3 separate regions of the Mus musculus genome follow, and regions 1 and 3 are each linked to region 2. The links are chromatin loops, found by intact Hi-C in ENCODE. Cell type or tissue: heart. All regions are shown on one strand.

Region 1 (8,000 bases), 63 kb before region 2:
TGGGAGATTTCAGCCCAGGTGTCTTGAGATGTGGAGAGAGCACGTGGGTCTGTTGGAAGGTGGCAGGTGATCAGACACTGAAAGCACAACTTTCCTTACCTGGATAGAAGCAAGCACGCTGCTTTCTGAAGGGGGCCAGAGGGCTGCAGGAGCTCTTAGACCCAGTGGACTCTGGGCAGCAAGCCCAGCAGGGCCAGCCTGCGTCTGCCTTTACTTTAGAGCTTCTCTGCCTTGAACATGGAGCACACTTCTTCCTTTCAGATCCATGAGACGATAGAGACCATCAACCAGCTGAAGACCCAGCGAGAGTTCATGTTGAGCTTTGCCCGAGACCCTCAGGGTTTCATCAATGATTGGCTTCAGTCCCAGTGCAGGGACCTCAAGGTAGGAGCCTGGGAAAGGCCCGGAGGGACCTAGGGAGTGCAGCGTGTGGTCACTTTACTCCTGTGCAGAGAGCTGGGGGACAAGGGAGGGATCACCGGTCTTGTTTTTTGTTTGTTTTAGTACATCTCAGGGTCCGTGCTAGAGTTGATAAAGGGAGTAGATGCAGGACATGAGGACATAGTCAGTGCTTCCCAGTGTTGTCTCTGGACTCCCAGCTGTTGGGACTAGAACTGAGGATCTGGGCTCTGCTCTCCCGCAGATGTATTCCATCAGGAAAACATAGCTAGTGTGAGTAAAACGTTGGAGATGCTTCCCAGGAGAAGACCATCATAAGCCTAGACGGGAACATGCACCTGGGTGTCACAGCTCAGGTGCTTGGTGTGCTGTGACTGCTGTGGCCAGCACAGCAGAAAGGGCACCTGGCAGTGACTTAATGGGTGCTTGGGTCACGTGACTTGGGATGTCATTTATTTGTTTATTTTGGCCTGCTGGGTCTTTTGAAGAAACCTGACCCAAACTGGGTAGCTTGAGCAATGGGGATTGTCTCCCAGTGGTGGAGACTGGAAATCCAGAGTGAAAGTGACAGGGTTGGTCTCTGCTATGCTCTCTGCTAGCTTCTGGTGACCCTGTGTGTCCCTCAGGTCAGGCTTGCTGTCTTTGTGTGTCTTCACATTGTGTCTGTGTATCTCTCTTTGTCTACATTTCCCTCCTTCGTAAGGACACCAGTTATACTGGATTAGGGCCAATCCCAATGAGCTCACCTTAACTTGACTATCTGCAGAGACCCTATTTCCATATCAGGTCACATTCACAGGTGCTGGGGAATTAGACCTTGAGCATCTTTGGCGGGGAGCTGGGGGCAGGCAAGGGGTACAGTCCAACTGAGAGCAGCTGTGAGAGCGGGAACCATGTTGTCCTGTCCTCCCGCTCCCCCCACCCCCAGACGATGACTGATGTGGTGGGTAACCCGGAAGAGGAGCGTCGTGCTGAGTTCTACTTCCAGCCCTGGGCTCAGGAGGCTGTGTGCCGATACTTCTACTCCAAGGTTGGTGCTGTGTCTGGGGCGCCCAAGGGAGGTGACACAAGGCAGGACGAGTGGTGTCAGCTGGTTGCCAGCCTTTGGTATCTCCAGCTTGCATCCCTATTTTCTCTGCAGGTGCAGCAGAGGCGGCAAGAGTTAGAGCAAGCCCTGGGAATCCGAAACACATAGGGCCTCTGTGGCCCTAGCCTGGCTGCACCGATTCCTTGGGCCCTGTGCTGCCTGCCTCAGTGTACCTGTCTTGGTCTTGCTTGAGGCATTCCAGGGGACTTGGCTTCAGGACAGTGTCACAATGAAGAGGGTGTCACATTTCTGTCTCACAGTCACCTGTTATCCCGTCCTGTACCCCAGTCGTCCCCCGTCCCGTCGTGTCCCCCCCTCACCCCACCCCGCCTCAGCTCCTCCCCATCAGGCTCCTGTGTGCCTCTACCTCCCTATCCTACATAGGACCTCTAGATAGTGTTAGAGAACCACAGAGTGGGGGCCTCCTGAGGTCAGGTGGTCTTGAGGGAGACCAGCTACACTGATCCTGCCCTTGTCAGGAGACCTAGGCCTTGGGAGCTATCCCTGTCTGAGCCTCAGGCCTAGGGCAGTCTGTAAGCTAGCTGACCTTGGCCCTCCCGGTAGCTTGACTTCTTCCCTCCCCTCCGCAGGTTGGGGCAGAGGCTCCTTTACCTCTGGCAGTAAAGGAGCCTGGGCTTCACTGAGCCCCGGGTTGGTCCCCTGCCCTCTGGACTTAACCTGCTGTCTCAGTGTCCTCTGACCCCTTAGGGGTCCATGTCAGTATTGGAGTGTGTGTTGAATTGTTGCTCCCTCCCACACACTCCCGTAGCCGCCCAGTTTAGGATTTCCCTACACCTGCCCTAACCCACGCTTTTGGGTTGGGGATCTTGCCTTTCCTTGTCATTCCCAGCAGAGACTGTTCCTTCCTGCTGTTAGAGGAGTGGCTTGTTTATTCACTCCACCCTGCCCCCTCCTGTAAATGGAGAAACAGGCCTGAAATCAAACGGGTAAAGCCCTAGGCCATCCCTGTCTTCCTGTCCCATGTCTGCCCAGTTGAATCCCACTGGTGGCTTCCCGGGCACTGAGGAGTAAAAGCGCCTAGGGCTGGAGAATAGGTCTGAAATGGGTTTGTGACTCCCCACCCCCTGCCCTGCCCTCAAAGCTTCAGACCCCTCAGGGAGCAGCAGGATGTGGGATCGAGGCCCCTTGGGACAGATGCTTTGAATCTTCCAGGGAAGCCTCCGATTCTTCCAGGTTTGTCACCCGGAGTTAGCATGTCCCAGGCTCGCAGACAACACTGCAGGGTGGGAGACAGCTGGGCACAGGGGGATTCTGTTGAGCATGGGCTCTGAACCCACAGAACTGACAAAGCCCCTGCTTCCCCACCCCCACCTCAGGCTCCTGCGAGCAGTGCTCCTGCACCCTTCCCAGCCTGTTCTGTACTGGGGACAGCAGTCTTCTCCCTGTCCTCCCATGTCCTATATCCACCCCTCCCCTTGGAAGGTCCTCCCCACAGTGACACTGGACAGCCCTGGGGCAGCTGAGCCCCAGCCTGGCTTCTGGCTGGAAGCGCGATGAGGAGACTTAGCACTCCACAGTGTCCCTGGTGGTAACTGTTCTTATTAACTGATTGTGTTTTGTTTTGTTTTGTTTTGTTTTCATGGACCAAAATTTTTTTTGTACTGTCTCCTTAACTGATGTCACCCAGTTTTAATAAAAGACTTCTAAAGAGCAGGTCCCTGCTGTCTGGAGGGGTCACTGTGGGTGCCTGCTGTCTGGAGAGGCCACTGTGGGTCCCTGCTGTGTGGAAGGGTCACTGTGAGTCCCTGCTGTATGGAGGGGTCACTGTGGGTGCCTGTTGTCTAGAGAGGTCACTGTGGGTCCCTGCAGTCTGGAGGGGTCGCTGTGGGTCCCCACTGTCCGGGGAGTCACTACTGTAGTGCCATCAGGGTTAGGCTGCCCAGGGCTCTCTTACTTGAGAGATGTTTCTTGAACACTGGTGATCTCCAGTTGTACTGGGCTCTGGGGGTCTGGGGAAATGAGTCTTTTCCCCGGGGACTCTAGGTCGTATCAGAGGCTTGTGACCTCAGCAATGCCCTTGGGATAGTCCCTCCCACCTCCATCATGAACAGACAAGGCAGTGGCACTGCTGGTGTCTCCCTCGTCCTTGAAATCTCCAGGTCACTTGCTGGCTGGAACAAGCTGTCCTTTGGCATCTGTGGGCCCCTTGAGCTTGATGAAACTGGGCTCTGTTCTCCCTAGGGTGCATGCCCATCCAGCTGTTGCCAAGGCCCCGGTGACAGCAGGTTTCTCTGTTTCCCATACAAACCCATCAACCTCATGCTTTTCAGGTTCCACGGACAGCCCCAAGATAGCAGGGTTCTCTTTGTGTTGTATTCCTGTGTATGTAACCAAGGCTGACCGTAAACTTACTATGCAACTGCCTCCTTCTCCCCAAGTGGAGATTACAGATGTGTGCCATTACAGCGCCCAGTGTAAGAAGTCTGTTCTTTTTTTGTTTTTTTTTTTCAAGACAGGGTTTCTCTGTGTAGCCCTGGCTGTCCTGGAACTCACTTTGTAGACCAGGCTGGCCTCGAACTCAGAAATCCGCCTGCCTCTGCCTCCCGAGTGCTGGGATTAAAGGCGTGCGCCACCATGCCCAGCTAAGAAGTCTGTTCTTAAACCCAGTGTGGATGGCCGCTTTAGTCCTGTGTTGAGTAGATAGGGCTGCCTAGCTGGCTGCTCAGACATCAGAGATGCTCCTTGGGAAAAGCAGGCAATGCCTGCAGTTCTACCTGCTTCCACCAGGGGGCTCACAACCTCCTACTGCACTCCTGCCCAAGAAAGTGTGGAACATTGGATGAGCCACTGCCACATCCTGTAGTCAGCTGAAAAATCTTACTCATCAGTACATTGATACATGCCTTTAATCTCCACGCTAGGGAGGCAGAGGCGGGAGGGTCTCTGAGTTCCAGGCCAGCCAGGATTACAAAGGCACTATTTCACAAAAAAGTGAATAAAATTTTACCCACTGAGCAGCTGGGGGTCTGCTGAGTAGTGTTGTCTGTCTGCTGCCAATCTAGAACATCCTGGCTTCTCTGAGTTGAGAGGGTTAAAAAAAAGGTGTAATCACTGGGTCTAGAGAGAGCGGGTGACTGAGCTGGCATCTGTTTTTACCCAGGCTAATTGCACGTGTAATGAGTGGCCGATGAATCATCAATTCCAAGCAGATACGGCACAGCCTGCTCTTGGAGAGGCTTTGGTGGCACAGACAACTTCCTGTTAACGAGCATTCTCTTTATTCCTTCGTGAATGGCCACGTGCTTTGTCTCTCCACACAGCCTAATAGGATGTAGGGGCAAAGAGAGGCGGGAGTATTTAAGCAAAAACAAGGATCCGTTTCAGGCATAAATGCCCATTCTTTAGGGTTCCTATCATATGTGCCAGGGACAGGAACATCCTTTCTCTTCCACCCCTCGTAATCAGCGCTCCCAGCTGGCGGCCTGGCACCGGAGCCTTCATCTCTGTGCCAGTGTGATAAAGGAGAGGTCTGTGGGAGGCTAGCTCTGCATCAGGCAGAATCTGATAGAAGAAAAACAACTAGCTATTGATTGATTTCAGTGATTCTCCCCATCATTAGAGACTGCCTGGCCGCGAGACCATGATAGGCTGCCTCTGTGTAATCCCCGAGCTGAGAAAAAGACATGCTTCCAATCCTGACCTCCTACCCACTTCTCCTCGCCGCTGGTGGCATTGGTGACACTCCCCTCTAACCTAGTGCTGATTACTGTCCCTGGCCAGGGGCAGCCTGGGGGGGTGGGTGGCAACACTCCATTAGTGGTGTGCCAAGCCAGGAGGTCTGCACATGAGCATACAGTGGCGCCTGCCCTGTGGGTCAAGGTGCAGCACTGGAGGGCGAGAAGCCTGCGCTGCGCTTTCCAGAGTGACTTGGAAACCCGAGTTCCTCCTCTTAGTCAAACAGATGTCTGTGGGTGCCATGGAGCCCAAACTGCTGGATATGGGCCTGCCTTTCTCCCCCTCCCCCAAAGCTACACACCCACACCGGCATCAGAGACCACAGAGCTGCGGAGACATGGCTACCCTTGAGTTTTAGAGGCTGCTGCTGTAACTGGCTTCTCTGGCCCTGTCTAGAGACTGTAACCAGCTGTTTAATTTAAGGGTCCCTGTGGGATAAGCAGAGCCTGAGAGAAGAAATTGAAGGGAGATCAGGCTTATCCAGGAGCATGTGCTGGCCACCACCTTCTGCCCTTCCTGAAGCCTGGAAGGAGTGTGGGTGGGCCACGTGTCACCAGTGGCCTTTGACCTTCCTTCCCTTTAGAGACCTTCAAACGGAGATTATCTGAGGTGAAGGGGCAACCTGTGGGTCCCTGACCTGCAAGTAACCAAGATGACCTTGTTATTTTTAGTTTTCCAAGACAGGGTTTCTTTATGTAACCCCCCCCCCCCCACTATCTGGGAACTCACTCTGTAGACCAGGCTGGCCTCAAACACACAGAGATTCACCTACCTCTGCCTCCTGAACGCCAGGATTAAAGGTGTGCACCACTATGTCCATTTTCTCCCGAGATATTTTAATCCTTGGTCGGGGTGGGGGTATACACCAAAGCAGCCCCTTACTGTGTATGTGGTATTGTAGTATTATTCCCTAGAAGGTGCTCACATCCCTTGATCCTCTCACCCAGAGCCCGTGGTGGAGCTACCATCATGGGACATCATGGGAGTGGAACAGCTGAGGATCTGGGGGAGGCACATGCTAGCTAGCGAGAGCGATGAGGCGTTTGCCTTTGAAAACATCGCTGTTGCTGACGCTAGTGCTTTTTTCTCTCTCTCTCTGAAACAGACTAGCCTCGAACTCATCGAGACCCTCTTGCCTCTGCTTCCCAAGCGCTGGGGTTAAAGACATGCACCACCATGCCGAGCCCTGTCAGTTGCAGTTTATTTCAGTGCTGGAGACTGAAGGCATAGCTGGGGGGGGGGGGTGTGATAGCTGGGGGGGGGTGTGATAGCTGGGGGGGGGGGGGTGTTACTGTTTCTTGACCAGACTCAATACCAATACGTAGGTGGAGAACTAAGCCGAGGCCAAACGAGGGAAGAAGCTGGCCAGCACTGTCAGCTGGGAACTCGAGAGGAAAAGCTGGCCTGGCCTCAGCCTCAGTCCTGTTCTCCACCTGTCTGTCCCCTTTACTACCCTTTCTGCAGGCCAGACTCCTAGTCCCTGGGTGCCAGCCTCTGGGCCACCTCAGGGGCGGAGCTTGGCTGCACCCACGTGTGGTGGAGTTAAATACTCGGAGCCCACACCCGCCGGGGCAGAGAAGCAGCAAGCAGCACCATGGCTGGCAAGAAAGTCTGCATTGTCGGCTCTGGCAACTGGTGAGTGGTTCTGTGAAGGGCAGGGGGGGAGGGAAGGGCTCTCCGAGGGCTGAGGGGCTCCGCGGAGGGAGGCTGGGTGAGCAGGAAGCGGGCAGAGGGTAGGAAATGCCCTCAGGAGCCAGCTGGACTCCTGCTGCCGTCTCCAGTGCTTACGGTACACAGGACAGTCTGTGCCCAGCCTCCCGGCTGTGCCCGCCTGGGCGCTGCACCTGTTCACCACAGGAAGGTGAGCAGAGTGCTGTTGCCTTCCCTGCCTGAGAAGCTGCCTGCGCGGTGTAGGGAAGGCTAGCCCACCTCCCCAGCAGCAAAGACTGGATAGATTGAATCTTCTATTGCCAGTTGTGGGAGACACATTCATCATAGGGGACCAGGGTGGGAGTAGGGGGGCGGAGTGACGTGAGAGTGAGAGGCAGGAGGTAAAAAAAAATCCAACAAGCTTTATGAGTTCCTCCCCCTCCTCCCTGTCACCCTAGTCCACTTTCCTGTGTTTCCTCTCCCGCCAGGGGCTCAGCCATTGCCAAGATCGTGGGTAGCAATGCAGGCCGGCTGGCACACTTTGACCCACGGGTGACCATGTGGGTGTTTGAGGAAGACATCGGGGGCAGAAAGCTAACTGAGATCATCAACACTCAGCACGAGAATGTTAAATACCTGCCAGGGCACAAGCTGCCCCCCAATGTGGTGAGCTCCAACTCGATGTGAGAAGAGAGAGAGAGCGAGGCAAGGAAAGGGTATACTCAGTCAACACGCAAAAGTGACTTCGAGGTGCCTCCTTCCCAGAGGAGGGGAGGAGGCCACTGTAGGCGCCCGCTGGCTTGGTGGAGCAGCAGGCGGGGTGCTCTAGGCCTGGAGTACCCCTCCCCCATTAAGCCCCTATATTACTCTTTTGGAATCTTTCTGGAATCTGAATGTACCACCCCTTAGAGGTGCTAGGTGGAAAAGAGGGGTCTCCATGGCAACCAAAGGCTGGTTCTCAGGCTCCCGGACTCGGGGTCCAACTTCTCCTGCCTGCCCTGAACTCTAACCCTGTTACTCATTCACTGGTTATTAGCAGATCTGAAGGCTGATCATTGGACTTTTGGTCTTTGGTCAAATCCATATGGCATTCTCCTCACCTAGAAAGGGGGGACAGAGAGTCCGCAGGGAGACTGGGGCTCCCACTGCCAAGTTCGGGCCCCTAAGA
Region 2 (8,000 bases):
CACTCAAAAGTGTTCCTCACCTGAGTGCTTCTCAGACGTTAGCCTTATCCCATGCCGCATATGGAGAGTGTTAGGAGCTTTCTGGGCCCAACCAGAGATGCTCTGAACAGAACCCATGGGAGTGGACTTAATTGACTTTTCTGTTTTGGTGTTGCAGATTGAACCCTGGCCTTACGCATGGGAAGCACACTCGCTGCAGCTGAGCTACAGCCTCAGCATTGCTTGCTTGCTTGCTTGCTTTAGGATTTATTGGTTTACTGTATCTAAGTACACTGTAGCTGTCGGCATCAGATCCCCATTACGGATGGTTGTGAGCCACCATGTGGTTGCTGGGATTTGAACTCAGGACCTTTGGAGGAGCAGCCAGTGCTTTTATCTGCTGAGCCATCTCTCCAGCCCCCATTTCTTATTTCTAACAAACTCATAAGTGACATCGCAGGCTCCTGAACCGTTGCTTGAAGCCATGTCCATTAAACTCGGCCTCATTTATGGAAACTACTCCATGTGTGTGGTATGGTGTGTGTGTGTGCAAATTACATTTATTATATGCAGGTTCTGCTTGTCTGCACGTGTATCACAGATAGGCCAGGTGCCTGTAGAGGTCAGAAGAGGGCATCAGATCCCCTGGAACTGGAGCTACTGATGCTTGTCAGCCACAATGTGGGTGCTGGGAGCTAAACATGTATTCTCTTGCAAAAGCAACAAGGCCTCTGAATCACTGAGCCATCTCTCCAGCCCCAGGTACATTGTAATTTTTATAGACTTTGTAAAAAAGCATTAATTATTGGTCTTCTCTTTCCAACACCAATAAACTTGTTTCTAACAAGGAATTCAGGTCTTATCTTGCCCACTTGGTAGGTCTTTTTTTTTTTTTTCTGAGACAGTTTCTTTGCATATCCCGGGCAGTCCTGGATCTCACTCTAAAGACAGAGGCTCTCAACTCAGAGGTCCGCAGGCCTCTACCTCCTGAGTGATGAGATTTAAGATCTGTGCTCACCTGGTAAGTCTTTTATGCAAATTCCTTCATCTCCCCCACCTTGTAAAACCTTTATGCAAATGTTTTAAACCCCCTCCCCCCTGCTTCCCAAAATTGAAAATCCTGTTTACATAAAGGCCTCTATGCCTCCTTGGAACTTAAGTGAGTTAATGGGATGAGAACTCTTTCCACTTTCCCTCATTTCCTTTAGGCTGACTGTCTTAAAAACTAGTCTAGTAGACAATCTTTTGGCTGGGTGTGTGTGTGTCTCACACCTTTCATCACAGCACCGGGTAGGCAGAGGCAGGCGAATCTCTGGAGTTCCAGGCCAGTCTGGTCTACCAAGCGAGTTTCAGGACAGCCAGGGCTACACAGAGAAACCCTGTCTGGAAACACACACACACACACACACACACGTATATGAACAGCTATTCTGGGCCCATGAGGTTTTAAATCTGAGCACGAAGAACATGTCAGCTGAGCATATGGGAACCAGTATACAATGAATTTGGTCTAAGATGCTATTCAAAATTCCCCCCAAATGTGCATGTAGCAATTCTTAACATGTTTACTGGAATCATTCCTATTGAAATAGGTGATAAAGTGAGAGAAGCTGAGGAATCCACCTTTTCCTAAGAGCTAGGAATTAAACGTTGCTAAACAGCTTTAATAATAGGCCCTTTTGTAAATACTCTTTAATATTTACTTCAAATAAGCCGAAGTCCTAAGGACCAGCTTCAACTGACAGCTGCCAGACCCTCCACTCGTGCCTAGCTGCCTTGACTTAACCAAGAGCCAATAGCCAAGCCTCCCTTCTTTGACGGTCAGCCGAGCAGTCATCATGCCATCCTAGCACTCAGGAAATGGAGGTAGGTGGATGTCTCTGATTTCAAGGTCAGCCTGGTTTACATAATAAATTCTACACCAGCTGTGGCTTACATTGTGAGATAACCTCATCTCAATAAATAAATATTTTTCAAAAATGCTCTACATTCTAGAGTACCAAAGATTAAGATCTAATATGCAGAGACTGTGGGGAGATAGCTTGGCTTGGCAGGTAAGAGTACTTGCTGTTGCTGAGGAACCAGGTTTGGTTCCTGGAACCTACACAGTGACTCACAAACACCCATAACTCCAGTTCCAGAGACTCAGATGCCCTCTTCTGACCTCTGGGACATGAGGTACTCATGTGGTACACACATATGCATATAGGCAAAACATTTGTACACATAAATAAATCTAAAAAAAAATTTAATGTGCAAATATTCAAGTTTTGATTCTCTCTATAAAAATAAAACCCATCTGATTAATATACAAATTTACTCTCTGTATACCAGAGAGCTGTTTTAAATATTTTGGGCTGGGGAAATCGTTCAGTGGAGCACTGGCTGCTCCCCCAGAGGAACCAAGTTCAATTCCCAGCATCCACACAGAAAACCACAAGCATCTGTGATTCCAGTTGCAGGTGAGCAACGATGCTGCCGGCCACCATGGTAACCAGGCACGCATACGGTGCACAGACACACATACAGGCAAAATACCCATTCACCATAAAAATCAACATTTCTACAAAAACGAGTTGCCTCATAATTTACTATCGGTACATGTTTTGTTTGTACACCTACGTCGTGTGCCTGTATACCTGAAGTCACATAGTAGCGTATTGGGAGAAAACAGCTCTTGAGTGGGATATACAAAGCCCTGATCAACAGCAGACTGCAGGAAGTCAAGAACAGAGGCAGAGAAGACGAGAGATGACAGAGAAGCTGAAACTGACCGAGGGTGAGAAGCTGTGGAGGGCAGAGGTGAGACTTCGGAATTATAACCCTGGGCTGATAGGAGAGTTTAAGAGTTGGGCATTGTGGCTCACACCATTAATCCCAGCACTCAGGAGGCAGAGGCAGGCAGATCTCTGTGAGTTCAAGGCCAGCCTGGTCTGTAGAGCGAGTTCTAGGACGTCCAGGGCTACACAGAGAGGAAACCCTGTCTTAGGGTGAGGTGAGGTGGAAAACTAGAGAGAAGATGCTGGGTGACCTAATAAATAGATTGCCCCAAAGCACACATCTCTCCGAAGAAATCCAATCATAGGAAACTAAATAAAATTTCTAAGATGGTCTTTTTAGGCAGGGTCTCTCTTGTAGTACAGGCTGGCCCCACACTTCCGGCCCCACGCTGGCCTCAGCCTCCCACAGGGTGGGTTTACAGGCGTGCCACCACTCCAACTTATTTTTTAATCATTTTTTTGTTGTTGTTTTTTGTTTTTTTTGTTTTTTTTGTTTTTTGTTTTTTGAGACAGGGTTTCTCTGTGTAGCCCTGGCTGTCCTGGAACTCACTTTGTAGACCAGGCTGGCCTCGAACTCAGAAATCCGCCTGCCTCTGCCTCCCGAGTGCTGTGATTAAAGGCGTGCGCTACCACGCCCGGCTTCTGGCTTGTTTTTTAATCCTTATTTAAGTGTATATCTGTGGATGTCAGTACAGGGTGTCAAACTCTGTAGAGCTGGAGTTCAGATTCTTGTGAGCCACCACGAGGGTGCTAGGAACCAAACCTGAGTCCTTCAGAAGAACAGCACTCACTCTAAAATTCAGAGCCAACTCTCCAGCCTCTTGATCTGTTTGAGATTGGGACTCACACTCTGTGGTTTAGGCTGGCTTCCAATTCAGTAATCCTCCTGTCTCAGAGGCCTCCTGAGTCCTGGAATTACACGCATGGACCACCACCACCTTTGGTTTTCAGGCTATTATTGAAACCACGAATCAATGGCAGCAGGAAACACTTGGAGAAGTTGATTCTATAGAAGAAATCAACCAAACGCGCTCACACCCAGAGCGAAGAGCGTGCGTCTTCAGCAGAGATGGCTGAAAATCCTGTTTTGTGTCAGACACAATCATAAGGTAAATTAGTAAATGCGGAATGCGGTAAACAGTAAAATCCGCCACTGGAATTTGAATTGGTAAAACAAACAGTTCATTTTGAATGCACACACTAATTTTCTTGCCAAATTACTTGCAGCCCCCCAACTCCCAAAAAAGTCTTTAGGGTAGATGAAAAGTGCACAATTCGGTTCTACATTGCCATCTAGTGGTCAAATGAACTCACAGCATTTTCCCCCTAAAAGCTGCTCAATAGAAGCAGGTTCCGAGAGACCCTGTGTAAAGAGACGGGAATAAGAGCAGTGTGGAGGAGACGGGAATAAGAGCAGTGTGGACACTGGAAATGTAAATTAAAAGCTTTATTGAATAAAAATGTTTTAGGCTAAACAAGGCCATAAGGAAACAGATTATTTTACATCTCTAAAACTGAGCTAAATCTCTACAAATGCAAAGAGGCCACTACCTTAAGCCCACCCCGCCATACACATCATTTGGAATATCAGTTACATACAAGAACTGCACTCGTTTATAATATTCTAAAGCCTTAATACCAGAGAAAACCATCTATCCTCCTCTGGGTTTACCAGCCTCACACAGAGTCACCTGGATGTGGGACTCAGCTGATGAACCGCCTCTAACCGATGCACCTGTGGGCCTTGTCTGTTTTTGTTGTGAGCAGTGTCACCCCTGGCCAGGTGGCCCTGGGTGGTGTAAGAAAACCAGTTGAGTAAGCCACAGAGATGAAGTCAGCAAGCAGTGTTCCCACACGGTCTGCATCAGCTCTTGCCTCTGGGTTCTGGCCTCGCTTCCCTTGACCATGCTGCGTGCGCGCGTGGCCTGTGTGTGACCCGTGGCCTGTGAGTGGAGACAAACCCTTCCCCTCTGAGTTGCTCCTGCCCAGTGTTTTATCACTACAATGAATCAAAGTAGGACACGGCCTAAGAAGACAGACCTAAAAGTGATTTAATGCAACCCTGGAAGAATTATCTGGCCTAAAAATCAATACATTTCAGAGCCAAGATTCGCCTCGACCTGAGGCTTCCCAGCTCTGATCTCAGGTTGTTTTACTTGGAGCATGGTGAAGCGTGATCCAAAAGGTCTTACAGCAACACTGCAGCTTTCCGCAAAGTGCGAGAAACCACCAGAAGAGATGGCAAACACCCAGAGTGCAGGGAGACACACTGGCATTCGCCACTGATTATCTGGGTACAATGTCCGTCTCTCCAAACACCAAAGTATATAGGTTGGTTCTCTGTCTCGCAGGTGTTTGTGAGGTTGGTTGTATTTTTTTTTTTAACTTGTTTCTTATTGTTGATGATGGGCACGTGTGGACAGCTCTGTGCAGTCTGCTCTCTCACCTTTACGTAGGTTTTGGGGATTGAACACTGCTGCTCCGGCTTCAGTAACCAGCGCCTTTCACTTGGCCAAAGGTTGCTGTTTTGTGCCTCAGTGATTAAAAATACAGGATGTAGGATGAAAGACAGTAAGCTTTCCCTATCTACCAGAGGAAGAGAATGCATTTCAAAAGCTTGAAAGACTAAATATTTGATTTTCAGCAATTGAGTACTAAAAAATGAAATTGGTAAAATAGCTACACTGTGCCCTTTATACTAAAGTGCCTCTGGTCATGAGGTGGGCTCCTAAATGTGTTGTGTGTGTCTCTAATTCCACAATGGTCTCTGTAGTGTGAAAACAAGCCTCTAAATATCTAACCACACCAATCTTGATTTGGGGAATGCAGTGGATGGCAGGCAGCATCAGTGAGAGAAATCCCTACTTAGCCCTTCCCTGAAAAAATGGAGGGATTTGTTTGTTTGTTTGTTTTGAGGCAAGGTTTCTCTTTGTAGCCCTGGCTGTCCTGGAACTCAGAGAGACCCACCTGCCTCTGCCTCTGCCTCCCGAGTGGAGTGCTGGGATTAAAGGTGTTTACCACCACACCAGGCTTAAAAGATCACTGGTGTTTTGACAATGCGCTTAGAATTGGTTTTGGGTGAGTTTGTTTGTCTGTTTTGTTTTTGCTTGTTTTTGCCCTGTTTTGCTAGCGGGAATTCATTTCCAAAGTTGCTCCCACATGAATGACCCTTGGCGCCAAGCTGCCTGTTTCTGCGCACCACTTGATAAAGGGCAGTGAGTTGCTAACCAAAATCTAAGGCCAGAACCATGGCGGCCGGTCATTCTTCATCCTCGTCCTCATCATAGTACCGGTTTCTCTTTATCTGTTCCTCCACAGACAGCTCTCGGACCACTTCTCCCTCCCAGAACCCGACATCTTGGGATTTTTGATTCTGGGTAGTGAATTCTTTAGCAGCCGTGGTGTCTACAAAGCCAGACCAACCCGGAGCCTCGGGTTCTAACGGGGACTGCTGTGCGTGGACATGGTTGTCATCTTCAGCTATGTTTGCTCCATTTTCCATAAAATTCTCACTCTCCAGCTCAAAAGAACTACGGTCCTTGCTCCTCGGCACTTCCTCGCCCTGCCAGCGTGATTTTCCCACATTCTCTTTCTCCCCAGAGGGTCTGGCATTTTCCGTTTGTTTCCTTTCCATCGTCGCTATCCCTCCTCCAAACTCCTCACTCTGCTCGGACTCGCTCCAACCTTTCCTGAGAGATGGCGAAGAGGCCTTGGGGCTCTTGATGGAAGAGGTTCGAAAGGAAGCTGCTACCGTAAACGGGCGGCTCCTCTCCTTCAGGGACGAAGACCGCCGCAGCTTCTTCAGGTCCAGATCTACATCCTCCGGGGCCTCCGTCTTGCAGACGTCATCCTCCGGAGGCCACTTGGGCTTCGATACTTTGATCCCTTCCTCCAGGGCACTTCCGGAACCGCCCAGCTCGGCTGGCGGAGGCCAGGCGATCCTCAGCTTCTTGGTCTCCGCAGGCTTATCCTCCCTCTCCCTCTGAGAAGAGGCCTTGGCTTCCATACTTGCCGCCAGCACGCCGACCTTGGCGATGGGGGCATCTTCTACACCCGGGCTATGGGGGCTCTCCCCTGCATTAGGCGGCTGGGCTGGTCTCCCCAAAGTCTCCTCATTGTCGCTCTTGCTTGCCCACAGATCCTTATGCTGCTTGTGCCCAAAGCCCTCGTCATAGTTGCCTTTGGACTTGAAGAGTTGATTGAAGTGAGGCTTACAGTAGATTCGTCCATGTAAGGATGCATATGTTCCTAGACTGTCACCAAAAGAGAAAACACTAAGTCAGCGAATCTTCCTTTATACTCTCAGTTACTGCGGCAGGCTGTAACGAGAGTGTCAGTATTTTGTGAGATGGTGAGAACCCTCCTTCCCCTTTGGAGGTAGATACTGTGAATGTGGGGGGTCTTCTACATGCCAGGCAAACACTGTGCTAACTCATCTATAACCCTAGTCCAAGGAAAGTGCCTTGTTTGTTTGTGTTTTTCTTTTTTTATTTATTTATTATATGTAAGTACACTGTAGCTGTCTTCAGGCACACCAGAAGAGGGCGTCAGATCTTGTTACGGATGGTTGTGAGCCACCACATGGTGGTTGCTGGGATTTGAACTCTGGACCTTCGGAAGAGCAGTCAGGTGCTCTTACCCACTGAGCCATCTCACCAGCCCTTGTTTTTGTTTTTCAAGACAGGGTTTCTCTGTGTAGCTCTGGCTGTCCTGGAATTCACTCTGTAGACCAGGCTGGTCTCGAACTCAGAAATCCACCTGCCTCTGCCTCCCAAGTGCTGGGATTAAAGGCATGCGCCGCCAGCACCACCCGACGCTTCATTTACATTTCAAGTGCTATCCCAAAAGTCTTATGCTCTTTTAAGGCCTTTTCTAGTTTTATTTTTTCCAGGGAGGGTCTAAAGTCACTATGTAACCCAGGCTGGCCTTGAACTTGAAACTCAGTCTTCTGAGCGCTAAGAGCTCAGGTGTGCAGCGCCATGATTGTCGTTACCTTTACACAGAACATGCTCACGCCCTATGACCAGTAAACCTTCACCGGTCACTCTCCTAACTGGTATGTAATTCCTCGTTTTCAAGTGCTTTTATTCTCTCTAGTCAAAATGTTTAAAAGTTACTTTTCCTGTAAGTCTGTCTTAACCTTATGGCTCCAATCACTCATTTCCTCAACATTTTTTATAACCTGTAAGTCATATAATTTTCTTCTTGATTTATCATCTGTGCTAATTTTAAAATCACAAC
Region 3 (8,000 bases), 54 kb before region 2:
CAGCATCACCACTGCCCCATTCAGAGCAGGGCATCCAGGCTTGCTGACTCTTAACCTTAACCAGTCAGCAGTGGGTCCTTCTTCCTCCACCCCCCTTAGACCTCCTCTGAGATGGATCCAGCCCTGAGTCTATGTGATGGTCCAGTGTGAAGAGATGTCAGGGTAAAGAGCTTGTCACACAACAACAGGGAACAGATGGCCAGAACTATAGTGGCACATGCCTTTAATCCCAGCACTCGGGGGACTCAGGAGGGAAGGCAGATCTCTATGAGTTAGTGGCGGGTCAGGGACTACATAGTGAGGCACTGTCTGAAAAGAAAAAGGGGGTAGGGGAAGAGTGACTCTCACAGGGAATGTCAAGAATAAATATGAGATAGAAATTAAGAAAAGGTGCCAGGTGATGGTGGTGTGCACTCTTTTAATCCCAGCACTTAGAAGGCAGGGGTAGGCAGATCTCTGAGTTCAAGGCCAGCAAGGCTAGGGAGATGATTCTGTTGGTAAAGAGCTTGTCACACAAGCCTGGTGAGGACTTGATCCCCCAGGACCCATGCTGAAAAGCTAGGCTCAGTGGTAACTCCAACAGTGAGGAAGCAGAGGGGTGAGGTTCCTGCAGCCTTCTGGACAGAGAGTCAAGCTCAACCAGTGAGCTCCAGGTTCACCGAGAGATGCTATCTCAAAACCAAGGTTTTCTGGGCATCGTGAGGTACGCTTTTAATCCCATCACGTAGGAGGTAGAGGCAGGTGGTTCTCTGTGAGTTTGAGCCCAGCCTGGTCTACAGAGATTTCTAGGCCAGCTAAAGTTATATAGTGAAACCCTGTCTGGCAAATTATTATTATTATTAACAACACTGGAGAGGAAAACCATGTCAATCACTTCCACACATATAAGCTCACAGATATATCTACACACACACACACACACACACACACACAAACACACACACACACACACACACACACACACACGCGCACACGTGGGTGTTGGGAAGGCACACACCACATGGGAAAGCAGGAAGCAGAGATCTTGGTTTAAGAGGAGGCTACATGGTTCATTGATGGGTTTGCCAAGGCTGATACATGCAGCATGGGGAGGTGCAGAAGGCTCCAAGTGGAGCCTCTGGAGAGGCAAATTTCTCACCTGTGTCTCTACTCCTCAAAGAATATAGTGGCCGTTGGGGCTGGCTTCTGTGATGGGCTTGGCTTCGGTGACAACACCAAGGCGGCGGTGATCCGGTTGGGGCTCATGGAGATGATCGCCTTCGCCAAGCTCTTCTGCAGTGGCACTGTGTCCTCGGCCACCTTCCTGGAGAGCTGCGGGGTCGCAGACCTCATCACGACCTGCTATGGGGGGCGGAACCGCAAGGTGGCAGAGGCCTTTGCTCGAACTGGAAAGGTAGGCAGGGAGATGTCAAGGTGGGGGAGGGGTGATGTGCGGGGCAGGTATTCCGGCAGCCAGACCCTGTCTCAGATGGACAGTGACTGACTGGAATGTGGCTCAGTGGTAGAGCACTTACCTATGCAGAGTTCGCATGAGGCCCTGCGTTCAACCACGGGAATGGAGAAATTGTTTGGAACAGGGGCCATTACTCCTTCACCCCCTCAAGATCCCACTTCCCACCCGACCTTGCTGCTCACACAGCGCCCTCTCCCACTTCCCTTCTCGTGGCATCCTCTCCACAGTCCATTGAGCAGCTGGAGAAGGAGATGCTAAATGGGCAGAAGCTACAGGGGCCCCAGACAGCCCGGGAGCTGCACAGCATTCTCCAACACAAGGGCCTTGTGGACAAGTGAGTGTTTGCCAGCGCCCTTGGGGGAGGAGTCACAGGTTGACTGCCACCCCTTTCCCCATCCTCTTGAACCCCACACAACCTGTGCAATGGACAGAGAGAGCTTGGAGTGTCTGGGTGCCGAGTATCTTCAGCCAGTCCACCCTCTTTCCACTAGCTGCTCAGCCCCTTTTGCATGGTCTCCCCTTTCTTGGCTCATGGCTTTGGATATAGGGAATAGCCAAGCGGGGATGATAAGAAACAACTGGCTTAGTATACCAGTATATAGAACATAAACTACATCTTTGCTACTTTATCATACTGGACCCATTTTACAACCGGTGACACTGAGGTCCAGAGAATTGAATGGTTTACTTGTTAAAAACCAAACAATATTTAAAGCCTGCATGCGACTGAGTCAAGCAAGTGCAGAATGCTAAAGATCAGAGTGGATGGCAACCTGACCCCAAATCCCAGGGCCAGGAATTCAGATTCCTGGCAGGTAGCAACAGAGAGCTGGCTTCTGGCTGAACTCCCACTGCGGGAGGCTAGGGAAGTGGTGAGCTAGCACTGAGTCTGGACCTGGGTGGGCATGCATGTTGAGGGTGGACTGTGTGTAGGGAGTGAAGCTGAGGCTCTTTTTCTCTAGGTTCCCCTTGTTCACTGCGGTGTACAAAGTGTGCTATGAGGGCCAGCCAGTGGGCGAATTCATCCGCTGTCTGCAGAACCACCCGGAACACATGTGAATGGGGCCAGGGCCCAGGACAGGCAGCCCCTTTGCCCCAACGGAGACAAGCGGAAGGAAGCACGTGACACCCGTCATCAGGACTGTCTCCAGGACTCCCCATCTAGCAGAGTCCTCTCTGAAGGACCCTGAGGACAGGAGGCTGCGGGGCTCAGCTACACACCTAGAGATGCTCGCCACAGAATCCACACTTCCTTGCTGTCCTCTGGGAAGTGTAGAACTAAGCCCCAGTGGTGCCTGCTCCAGGGGTGGGGTTGGGGGAAGGGAAGGCGCCAAGTCAAGGGCTGCCGGTTGCTGCCTCACACACACTGGGAACCGGTCCCAAGTCCCATTAAGTGACTGAAGAAGCACTTCAGCCACAGGAAAGATGGGGCAAAGGCTGCCAAGGGAAGGGTCTGGATGCCTGAGCTGACACAGACCCCAGAGACCCTTTGGCCGACCTCTGCCAGGCCCCACACAACATCAACGATCTCACTGTTTGCTAACAAAATACAAAGCTCTCAAACAACCCCACTCTAACTTCTCCTAGCAACACTTGCTTCCTCAGAAGCCTCTACTTCCCCCTCCCCCAGGCTACTCTGGCACAAGAGTTGCTCTCCACAGGCATCTCTGGCCCTGGGGCGCTCCATTCTTCCCAGAGACTTCCTGGTTCCTGGAGCTTTGTCAGGGCCTCCCCACCCTGTGTGACCTTTCCCAGCTTTCCCTTGCCTGCACCCAGCTGCCAGCACCCTCTTTGGGGAGCAGGAATCTAATCTGCTGACAGAGCTACACTCTTTTCACAGCAGGCTCAGATGGCTCAGGCTCCCCTGACCTTCCTATTTGTCCACCTCCCCAGTCAGGAGCTCCGGCCCCGGCCAGCCCCTCCTACTGCTGACCTTTCTTCTCAGGGTCCTCCCCACAAGGCCGCTTCTCTCTGCAGTCACCACCAACTTCACGTCTAACAGAATGTAGGATTTATAGTTTATCGTCCTCAGGGCTGTCAGCCCATATTCTTGACTCTGCCCTTTCCTTTTGCCCAAGTCGTTCTCACCCAGCCTGGAAGGCCACCCGGCATCTGTAGGCTTAGAACTAAGGAGCAGCTCAAAGGTTCAGTAGGTTTCCACAAGGGTTGGTGGGTCCTAGTCCAAGGCCAGCTGTCCTCGGAACAGAACAAGGTCCTCGCGAGATCGGACCCACACACCTCAGGAGCTGGGGAACTCGAGGGAAGGACAATTGAAAACTGCCTGCCCTGGGGTGAGGGAGATCAGAGGGGGATGGGAGACTGCTTTGCACTGGCCCTGTTCCAAAGTTGGGTGGCAGCAAGAGAATGTCACAGATCAGCAGCCTGGAGCGCTAGCTATAAATAGCTGGAGGTTTCTCTCTCCACCAGGGGTCTCCATTTCCTGTGTGGCAGCAACTGGGACACCGTGGCTCTGGCCAGCTTGATATTAAACTAACACATTAAGGTGCCAGGTCCCTCTCTGCTCCTAGCCTTTAAGAATTCCGTCTTAGTGAAGGTCAGAGCTGTCGGGTAAGGGGAAGAGGGGGGGCCCTGTCATCGATCCCGACTGGGCTGGAACCCTCCCACGCATGACTCAATTCAGAGCTGTTCCCCGGGAGACTGGGGCGGGATGCAGACAGATTCCAACACCTTAACCTATGTTTGCTCAGTCAGTCAACTGTGAATCTGAGGTCTTCTGTCAGGCCACTTGTCTACCCAATAAAGTGTGGTTTTTCCAGAAACTGGAAGAGTTGGGGGAGTTTATGTGGCAGTGTGTGGGGTCATGTATCACTGCATGCATGTTTTACTCAATGTAAGACAAGAAGTGGAAAAAATCATCCTTGTTTAATAGCAGCCACACTCGGGCATCAATCGGCATTGGCGTCCACTCTGCTCACAGCCCCCACCTCCACCCCCCCACCCCACCCCCGTCCCCTTTTGTGCTTCGTATCCCCTCTTCCACCCAAGCTGTCAGCCAGTCTTCCCAGCGCTTCTTACAGGGTCTGTCACGTTGCCTGCCTACGAGGAGGTCGCGCACAAGGCAGAAATATTAGCGAGTCACCCTCCCATCCCCCGACTCACCCCCTACACCCATTCTGTGGCCTCACTAGTGCTGGTCCAGCTAAGGTCGGTTCCTCCGGATCACCCTGTAAAGGGCCGCTCCAGGCGGTAGGGGGCGCTAGGCCCATCGCTGGAGAATTCCGAGGATCTACCTAGCTACAGTTTACGTCACTGAACTTAGACTGCGGATTGGCTAATTCTGAGCTAAAATTTTTCCCGTTTTCCAAGGAGCGCTCTTGATGGACCAGAACCACACCCCCCAGAATTCAATGGGCCTTTCCGAGAGGAAGGCTAGACTGAGCGTGCGTAAGAGAGAGGTAGAAGCCGGAAGTTCAAGGCTGGCTCTCGCTTTAGTGGGCGAGTTTTCGCAGGGGGTGTCGGGTCCGGAGCGGGGCTGAGCACCAGTGGCTGAGGAGCTGCGCGTTGGTGACTGCCTCTTCCTGCCCTGCGGCGGCCGCGCGACTCTGCGAGTGGCAGACTGAGCAGGCATCGCTCTGACGCGGCCGAGTTGCAGCCTCCAGGTAGGCCGCGGGCCGGACGGCCAAGCGCACTCGCCCTCCCCCCACGCTCTCCTGCTCGGCGCACCGCGCCCCCTGCTCCCCGTGTCGCCGCTTTTCACGCTGTTCCCCTGCTCCCCGTTCCGAGTCCCTGCTGTCCCCTGTGCCCCGCACCGCGCTCCCCTCCGCTCCCCTGTGTCCCGCACCGCGCGTCCTCGGCCTGTGCCCTTGAGAGCGCGCGGCTCCTAGTCCCTGCGCTGTGCTAGCCCCTGCTGGCTCCCCGGCTGTCATAGTCCGACCGCCTTCCTGGTGTGACTGCGGCCTGGCTGTCCTCCCTTCTGAAACTGCTCGCCTCAACCCCAAAGCTCCTCACGGTCCCTCAAAGCCACTTATTTCTCTGAGGTCCTCACCACCTTCTCTGATCCTACAGAATATGGGGTTCATAGCTTACCTTTCTGGGCTCCGTTAGTCAGAAGTTGTTTTCTGCGGACACCAAGTCTCTCCAAAGAGGGCTAAATGACAGAAGCTGGGGTGGTTTTAGGGCTTTGATCCTTATTTGTTTTGTAAAGGATGCCCATCAGATGAAAACCTTCTGCCAGTCTCAAGAGTTTCTTTTATTTCCAAAGTTAATCCTTGTATCTGGGCTTCTAACTTCAGGGTTTTATTGTTTGTTTTTGAGGTTATCTCGGATTTGCTTCTTTTTGTTTCACACCCCCCCCCCGTTTTTTTGTTTTTTGTTTTTGACAGGGTCTCATGTCCACATCCTGAGTGCTGGGATTTCCAGCATATACCACATGCTCTGTTTAATGCAGTTCTGGGGACTGAACCTCTGGCTTTGTGCCTGCTACACTGAGTTACATCCCACTTTAAATCATACTCAAATCTTCTCTATCAGTGAACAAGGTGAAATTAGCTTTTCACCAGGGCGAAGTGACTCTGGCACTCTACAGGCAGGATCCCCCAGACACACACATCCTCAAGTCTATCTTCAGGTCCTCTCTCGGGAGAATTTCACTACCACAATAAGTAGCCTGATTAAAATATGGTTCTGAGGCTGGAGAGATGGCTCAGCAGTTAAGAGCCTTGCTGTTCTTCCAGAGGACCCAGGTTTGATTCCTAGTATAGTCTGGGTGGGCTGGTCACTTTTTTTTTTTAAAGAGATTTATTTCTGGATTTTATGTATATGAATACACTATAGCTGTCTTCAGACACACCAGAAGAGGGCATTGGATCCCATGACAGATGGTTGTGAGCCACCATGTGGTTGCTGGGAATTGAACTCAAGACCTCTGGAAGAGCAGTCAGTGCTCTTAACCACTGAGCCATCTCTCCAGCCCCGGCTGGTCACTTTTTAAGCACAAATAAGGAGAGCCTGTGTTAGCTCTGATGGCATCGCATCATATACACCTGTTTCCGGCCTTCTGTACCTCGGGTGTAGATGTTTTGAGTCAGAGCTCTGAAACTGCCATGCTTAACTCTTTTTTTTTTTTTTTTTTTTTTTTTTTTAAAGATTTATTTATTTATTATATGTAAGTACACTGTAGCTGTCTTCAGACACTCCAGAAGAGGGCATCAGATCTCATTACGGGTGGTTGTGAGCCACCATGTGGTTGCTGGGATTTGAACTTCGGACCTTCGGAAGAGCAGTCGGGTGCTCTTACCCACTGAGCCATCTCACCAGCCCCATGCTTAACTCTTTTAAGAGCAGCCACACAGGAGTCACCAGCATAGGATGCATCCGTGAAGATGAAAATAAGGAATGGCTCTCCGGGAAGGAGGAGAGGCCTATCCTGCAGACCAACTCCAATCTGTCTTTGTAGGGGAAGACATGCCATCTGCCAAGCAGCTAGCCGATATCGGCTACAAGACCTTCTCTGCCTCGATGATGCTCCTCACTGTGTATGGGGGTTACCTCTGCAGTGTACGAGCCTACCGTTACCTCCAGCTGCGCAGTGCCAGGCGCCAGGCTGCAGAAGAGCAGAAGACCTCAGGAGTCCTGTAGAGCAGCGAGGCGTGAGGCCTGCGGCCTGAAATGGAAAAGATTTTCCTGCATGTCAACCCTGGCAAGAACTAGGCCCCCATGCCTTTCAAACCTGCTGGGCTAAAATGCCTTGGTTTCTGTAGTGCTACTAGCTTGTGCCGTTCTGACAGTTTATGGAGGCCATCAAGTAAATGGGAATGTGAGGGTGAGGTTTATTACAGAGATTAAATATTTTGCTTTGTTTGTGTTTTAGTGGTTCTGTGTACCCAGAGAGTAAATGGATCATAGAGGTGTGGCTTTGAGTTCTCTAAAAGCTTGGTCTCTCTCTTTCTTTCCTGTTTTGTTTGTTCAAGACAGGGTCTATATAGCCCTCGCTGTCCTGGGACTCTATAAAAGACTAGGCTAGCCTGAACTAAGAGAGATCAGATCCTCTTGCCTCTGCCTCCCAAGTGTTGGGATTAAAGGCCTGCACCATCATGCCTGGCAGTATCTTTCCTACTGCCGTAAAGAAACCATAAAAAGTTACCTCACGGAAGCATTTATTTGGGGCATATAGTCTCAGAGGGGTCCATGACCACCACCGTGGTGGGAAGCGTGGCAGCAGGCCAGCAGCCATGGCCCTAGAGAAGTGGAGAACTTACATCTGATCCACAGGCACAAGGCAAAGAGCTAACTGGAAATGGCGGGTTTTTAAAACCTCAAAACCACCCCCCTGGTGACACACCTCCTCTGGTAAGGTCACACTCCCAGTTCTTCCCAAACAGTTCTACCATTTGGGGACCAAATATCAAATTTATGACCATATGGGGGGCTATTCCTTTTTTTTTTTTTTTAAAGATTTAGTTATTTATAACAGTTAAGTACATTGTAGCTGTCTTCAGACACCCCAGAAGAGGGCATCAGGTCTCATGACGGATGGTTGTGAGCCACCTTGTGATTGCTGGGATTTCAACTCAGGACCTCTGGAAGA

What was found. Hi-C counts contacts between places; a loop is a spot of excess contacts. Peaks named below come from ENCODE experiments on the same cell type or tissue, not always from the same donor. Only the 100,000 strongest peaks of a DNase experiment are listed, where the experiment ranks them.
Region 1: it touches region 2 in a loop (6-fold over the local background); 29 of 42 quality-filtered maps call a loop at or near these places.
Region 3: a loop joins it to region 2, with 4 times the contacts of the local background. A loop is called at or near these places in 30 of 42 quality-filtered maps.

The regions. Positions count from the first base shown.
Region 1 is chr15:99,710,832-99,718,831 of GRCm38, forward strand. It overlaps Smarcd1 (SWI/SNF related, matrix associated, actin dependent regulator of chromatin, subfamily d, member 1), which reads left to right. Exons shown (of 13, transcript NM_031842.2): 11 at 262-384; 12 at 1,328-1,429; 13 at 1,541-3,164. The coding sequence ends at 1,594. Gpd1 (glycerol-3-phosphate dehydrogenase 1 (soluble)) reads left to right here and starts at 6,756. Exons shown (of 8, transcript NM_010271.3): 1 at 6,756-6,817; 2 at 7,321-7,498. The coding sequence starts at 6,777. Gm16537 (predicted gene 16537) reads right to left here. Exons shown (of 3, transcript NR_155353.1): 3 at 4,703-5,008. In heart, CTCF peaks have their summits at 3,035 and 4,227 (motif pointing right); DNase peaks (open chromatin) are centred at 3,620, 4,220, 4,790, 6,720 and 1 weaker place; H3K27ac peaks cover 2,851 bases.
Region 2 is chr15:99,774,279-99,782,278 of GRCm38, forward strand. It overlaps Lima1 (LIM domain and actin binding 1), which reads right to left. Exons shown (of 11, transcript NM_001113545.1): 11 at 4,190-7,012. The coding sequence ends at 6,019. Among named protein-coding and RNA genes, the nearest start is that of Cers5, 5.8 kb to the left of the region's middle. In heart, a CTCF peak has its summit at 4,061 (motif pointing left); no DNase peak of the experiment used is centred here.
Region 3 is chr15:99,720,776-99,728,775 of GRCm38, forward strand. It overlaps Gpd1 (glycerol-3-phosphate dehydrogenase 1 (soluble)), which reads left to right. Exons shown (of 8, transcript NM_010271.3): 6 at 1,160-1,393; 7 at 1,681-1,787; 8 at 2,416-4,239. The coding sequence ends at 2,512. Cox14 (cytochrome c oxidase assembly protein 14) reads left to right here and starts at 4,843. Exons shown (of 2, transcript NM_183256.3): 1 at 4,843-5,073; 2 at 6,870-7,361. The coding sequence starts at 6,878. The coding sequence ends at 7,051. It overlaps Gm16537 (predicted gene 16537), which reads right to left and starts at 3,699. Exons shown (of 3, transcript NR_155353.1): 1 at 3,542-3,699; 2 at 1,139-1,385. In heart, CTCF peaks have their summits at 3,878 (motif pointing right) and 4,669 (motif pointing right); DNase peaks (open chromatin) are centred at 2,586, 3,216, 3,986, 4,856 and 3 weaker places; H3K4me3 peaks cover 3,844 bases; H3K27ac peaks cover 4,165 bases.